2 separate regions of the Homo sapiens genome follow, and region 1 is linked to region 2. The links are chromatin contacts, found by POLR2A ChIA-PET in ENCODE. All regions are on one chromosome and are shown on one strand. The core of a region is the stretch at or near the end of the contact, and the rest is flanking DNA. Distances in the headings are between cores, read along the strand shown. Region 1 overlaps GALM (galactose mutarotase). Region 2 holds the start of CEBPZ (CCAAT enhancer binding protein zeta).

Region 1 (2,700 bases), core at 178-2,677, 1.5 Mb after region 2:
TCTCTAGGAGCCCAGATTTTCTCTCTTTTTTTCTTTCTGTTTTGTAGAGACAGGGTCTCCCTATGTTGCCTAGGCTGGTCTTGAATCCCTAGGCTCAAGCAATCCTCCCACCTGGGCCTCCCAAAGTGCTGGGATTACAGGTGTGAGCCACCATGCTGGTCCTCATCTGACTCTTAACACTGATCAAAAGCCCATGAGCTTAATTTTGAAAGAAATCCAAAAGGCTTGCCCATCATTTGATCACTCAGAAGTGCTGCTGGGCTCTCTAGGAGTTGGCAGTCTATGGGAAGGGTCAGCCAGAATTGTGTCCATTAATCTGGAAAATATCAGGATAGACATAACTAGGAGACTTGGCACAGAGGGCAGGCACTGCTGAGGGGGCTTCCAGATAGAGGAAATGAGAGTTAAATAAAACCTGGAAGGGAAAGTGGAAGTTTGCCAGGGAGTGAGGAGGAGAAAGGTGTTCCAGATAAAGATGAACAAGCGTGGGCGGTGCAAGAAATAGCAGGACTAGCCCAGGGAAGTGCTGTGCTTTTGAAGCAAAGCATTTGGGGCATAATTTTAGTGGCAGAGAGTGGATGGGCCTGGAGAGGTTGATTGGGGCCATGTCAGATCTGTACCAGGCTCTGTGGAACTGCAATCCCTAGGGTGGCCCTGGGTGGCCCCAGGCTGGCCTGGAGCTCAAGGCCGATCCACATAGCTGACTCACAGGTGTGCCTGAGTCCAGTCTCAAACTTCAGCGTGTTCTGCCAGAGCTGGACTGAACCACAAGGCCACTTTCCTGAGACGTGCTACAAGAACCTGTTAGACCAGGTCGGGTGCAGTGGCTAATGCCTGTAATCCCAGCAATTTGGGAGGCCGAGGTGGGCAAATTACTTGAGATCAGGAGTTCGAGACCAGCCTGGCTAACATGGTGAAACCCTGTCTCTACTAAAAATTCAAAAATTAGCTGGGTGTGATGGTAGGCGCCTGTAATCCCAGTTACTTGGGAGGCTGAGGCAGGAGAATCGCTTGAACCCAGAAGGCAGAGGTTGCAGTGAGCCCAGATCACGCCACTTTACTCCAGCCTGGGAAACAGAGCGAGACTCTGCTTCCAAAAAAAAAAAAAAAAGAGAGAGAGAAAATAACCTGTTAGACCAGCCATACTCCATTAAGACTTCTCAAAATAAATATGCACTATCTACCGACTGTGGTTTTGTTGAATTGAGAAAAAGAAGATACTGATTATCTGTGAGATAAGGTGAAGCTTTATGATAATAATAGCTAGTATTTCAGGGAGGACTTTATAAATAATTCATACCACAAGCCTGTAAGGTAGGTTCTGTTCATTTTTCTTATTTAACAGATGTGAAAACTATAGAACAAGGAGTTAAAGTACCTTACAGAGGATGACCCAGTTAACAAGTTGGGGAAAGCCGGGATTCACACCAAGGTAGTCTGGTATTAGAACTCAGGCTCTTAAGTAGACCTGCACTCTACAGATCTTACAATGTGGTTAGATGTCAAGAAGGTTTGGTGCCAGGCACAGTGGCTCACACCTTTAATCCCAGCACTTTGGGAGACCAAAGATTGGTTGAGCCCAGGAGTTCAAGAGCAGCCTGGGCAACATAGGGAGACCCTGTTAATACAAAACATTTTTTTGAATTAGCCAGGAGTGTTGGTGCATGCCTGTGGTCCCAGCTATTTGGGAGGCTGAGGTAAGACAATTGCTTGAGCCCAGGAGGTCAAGGCTGCAGTGAGCTGTGATTGTGCCACTGCACTTCAATGTGGGTGAAGAGCAAGACCCTGTCTCAAAAAAAAAGAAGAAGATTTGGGAGGTAGGGGAGAGGCAGAAAGGAGTGAGGAAAGAAAGAAAAGAAAAGTAAATTAATTTCTTTACTATATAAATACCCAAGTGCAACATATAGTCAATAAATGAGAAGTAAGCCAAAACAAAGAACAGACTTTTGCCAGCTGTCAATCCTCAGCTCTTTTGCCACCTTTTGTACAGGGAGCCTCCCCAGTCCTCTCACTGTCTCCTCCTTGTTCCTTCCTCCCTTCAATTTATTTCTACTTTTCTGCAAAGAAAACAGGAAACCAAGTTTGTTTAAATTAAATATAAGAAAGGGAGAGAGAGAAAGAGGAAGGAAGGAAAGGAAAAAGGGAAGGAGGGAGAGGTTTTCTTGAAATTAAAGAGCATGAATTTAAGTGTCTGGCCTTGTCAGTCTGACAAGAAAGGGAAAGTCAGGCTGGGCGCAGTGGCTCAAGCCTGTAATCCCAGCACTCTGGGAGGCCGAGGCGGATGGATCACGAGGTCAGGAGATCGAGACCATCATGGCTAACATGGTAAAACCCCGTCTCTACTAAAAATACAAAAAAATTAGCCAGGCGTGGTGGCAGGCGCCTATAGTCCCAGCTACTCGGCAGGCTGAGGCAGGAGAATGGCGTGAACCCGGGAGGTGGAGGTTGCAGTGAGCCAAGATCGGGCCACTACACTCCAGCCTGGGCAACAGAGCAAGACTCCGTCTCAAAAAAAAAAAAAAAACAAAAAAAGAAAGGGAAAGTCAAGGGAAAGTCACCTCAGGTGTCATTGTTCTGTTGCAGCATATGGTGTTCCTGACAGATCCCTTGTCTTTCTGGTTCTTGGTTTTCTCATATGCAGAATCTTGTTATGAACAAGTTGTGTTGAAAGTTCACATTCTTTAAGTATGTATGTTGGTC
Region 2 (2,700 bases), core at 53-2,552:
CATAAATGAGTATGTATATGCTTGAAAAGGTATATAGTATCCCTGAAAGATATAAAATGCAGTTGTAAAAATAATTGCTTCCTATCAGGGCAATGGTTATGGCTGAGATAAAAGTGGAAACAATTTGACTTCACTATGTATCTTTTAAAGTTTGCACCACGTGTTTCATGTGTATATATTACCTATTCAAAACTTAAATATACACAAGCACAGAGCAAACTGTGAATCTGCCTATCTCTAACTAACTCCTCCACCTTGAAAGTCCAGTCTCCAAACAAAATAATATTAAAAACAAAGTTAATTTCTGTTCCTTATCTGCTTAAAATCTTCCAGTGGTTTTGCATCAAACTCAGAGCAAAAGCCTGCCCTCTGACCCCTCGGCCCTCCTTTCTTACTATTCTCCCCTTAACTCACTCTGCCTCTGCTACACTGGCATTTTGGCTGCTCATGGAATAGGTTAGGCACTCTTCTGCCTGTCTTTGCATTTGCTGTTCCAACTGACTGGAATGGCAGCTCACTCCTTCCTGTCCTTTAGGATTCTGCTCAAACATTTCCGTGATGTGTTTGTCGATCATCTCATTTAATACTAACGCGCTCCCACTCCTTATCGTCCTTCCTTGTTTTATTTTCTTTTATAGCACTACCCCGCGTCTGCTGTACTATGTGTTTAAAAGTTTGTTTACTGTTTCTCTCCCTTAATTAGGATGCTCCAAAAAAGAGGGCTTCTGGGGCATACAGTGACACGTGCATGTACTCTATGAGAACAGAAATGAAAATTCCAATACCACTGGTGTTCAAAACACTCATACCACAAGGTCAGGACCAAGAAAAGCCACTCTCCGACCTGATGGTGTGATGGTTATACCACGTCAATAAAATCAGAAGATCGCCTACATCCTAAGAATAGCCAGAGAATACAACGTTCAATTCGAAACTTTTCTTTTGTAAACAGCAGTGGAAACCGGCGTGGGAAGCGCACCGAACACATGCTTCAGAGGCTGGGATCTCGGTCCTGGACGCCCGCGCTCTACGCAGCGCGGAAGCGGCGGGGCAGTCAGCCTAGCCACCTTCGGAACTCTCCACGCCTGATCCCGTTCCCCGGAGCCCGCGGCCGTTACCTTGGTGCCTCCGAGCCGTAACACTTCCTCCAGGGAGAACCCATTCTCGGCTTCACTAGTATTATCCTCATCCTCCTCGTCCGGATCTTCTACTGCCTCCTCGGGGCGCCAAGGCCGCTTGGCATGGAACTCCAAAGGCTCCTTGACTGCGGCCATGGCGGGCAAAGCATACGCGCGTGAAACTCAGCCTATTTCCGCTCTGCCAGTGGCGTAATTCCTGTCGGGGCGTGTCTTCTCCCGGAAATGGTCTAAGCCCCAGCTCCTGGCGGAGCGAGCTAGCCTGCGAATTTCAGCATGAGTGTACTGCTGAGGTCAGGTTTGGGGCCGTTGTGTGCCGTGGCGCGCGCAGGTAAGCGTCAGTCCCCTCGAAGCCCGGTTGCCGTGGAAGCCGCGTGGGGCGCCTTCCTCAGCTCTTCAGTTGAGGGTACCGGGGGATCAAGGGCTCGGGGGCTCACTTCCACCTTGAAGGTACCCTGGGCTGGAAACGGGTCCGGTACAAACGCAATAGGGCTGCGTAGTCGTGGGCAAGTGGGTGCTGTCTCTGCGCCCCGTGGGCGTGCTAAGCACAGTAGCCCGCGGTCTGCGGTGGGGCGAGGTTAAGGGTTCACGAAGCTGTTTTGAAAACGCTCAGGCGGCTTGCGCTCGTGAATGGTCAGATTTATCATGGGGTCTGTTTAATTTGTGTTTTTCGCAGCCATTCCTTTTATTTGGAGAGGGAAATACTTCAGCTCCGGGAATGAGCCTGCAGAAAACCCGGTGACGCCGATGCTGCGGCATCTTATGTACAAAATAAAGTCTACTGGTCCCATCACTGTGGCCGAGTACATGAAGGAGGTGTTGACTAATCCAGCCAAGGTATGGGTCGGGTAGCCCGAGGACTAGGCCCTCTCTAGCCGATTTGCGAGGTGCAAGCCAGGAGGGAGAAGCCCGAAGGTTCTCAGCCCAGGCAGTGGGGGTGCCTGCCAGGGGAAGAGCCATTTCTGAGGACCTGGGGACAGATAATTTGTCAGTTGGTCAGGGCTGGCTCACGTCAGAGGCAGTGCCAGTAAAGAGGAGAGGACACGGTCCAAGGGTGTTTAGGAGACAGAATGTAGCTGATTGGATTTATGATGCGGGAAGGATGACTTTCCTACTTGGCTGATGGTGGGTGGTGTGGATTCATTGCTTTGGGAGAAGGAATACGGGAGGAAGGATGGAGAGTTCAGGCTGGTATATGAATTTGAAGTGTGTGGGACTCTTAGGTAGAAATCTCCAACAGGCAGCTGGAAATAGGAATTACTGCCTGGAAAGTCGTCTGTGTTGGAATGGCTTCAGCTGGCATTGGAGACATGTGCTGGGTTTTCTCACATGTGCAGTTGAGAATGCAGTCTGGGTCGTCTTCACTGTTCTAGGATTAGGCACAGTCACAGCTTTCTGACCCACGTTTCCTTGTCTGTTCTACAGAGCCATTTGGTGAAAGCCTATAGTCCTTTATTTTAGAATATTTCATCTTTTGCTGGGTTGAAATATGACCTCTGTGGAATTCTGGGGTTAGATTGGCCATTGTTGTTGGATATGGTAGTGTGACTCTAGTGTCGAGGTT

The links. ChIA-PET counts read pairs that join two places held with the same protein, here RNA polymerase II (POLR2A).
Region 1: POLR2A ChIA-PET joins it to region 2 with 13 read pairs in activated T-cell. The contact joins the enhancer-like site here to the promoter of CEBPZ in region 2. POLR2A ChIA-PET finds 5 or more read pairs at or near these places in 2 of 52 experiments (activated T-cell and endothelial cell of umbilical vein).

Annotation. Positions count from the first base shown.
Region 1 is chr2:38,692,389-38,695,088 of GRCh38, forward strand. The region is part of intron 4 of GALM (galactose mutarotase); the gene reads left to right. All of the region lies in intron 2 of LOC124905993 (a long non-coding RNA gene), which reads right to left. Among named protein-coding and RNA genes, the nearest start is that of GALM, 28 kb to the left of the region's middle. RefSeq lists a silencer at 339-633. Within about 2 kb of position 1,428, at least 10 of the 41 ENCODE cell types and tissues checked have a DNase peak (open chromatin) inside an H3K27ac peak, as active enhancers do.
Region 2 is chr2:37,230,294-37,232,993 of GRCh38, forward strand. It overlaps CEBPZ (CCAAT enhancer binding protein zeta), which reads right to left and starts at 1,303. Exons shown (of 16, transcript NM_005760.3): 1 at 1,119-1,303. The coding sequence starts at 1,274. It overlaps NDUFAF7 (NADH:ubiquinone oxidoreductase complex assembly factor 7), which reads left to right and starts at 1,365. Exons shown (of 10, transcript NM_144736.5): 1 at 1,365-1,467; 2 at 1,813-1,973. The coding sequence starts at 1,413. RefSeq lists enhancers at 648-1,847, 805-1,254.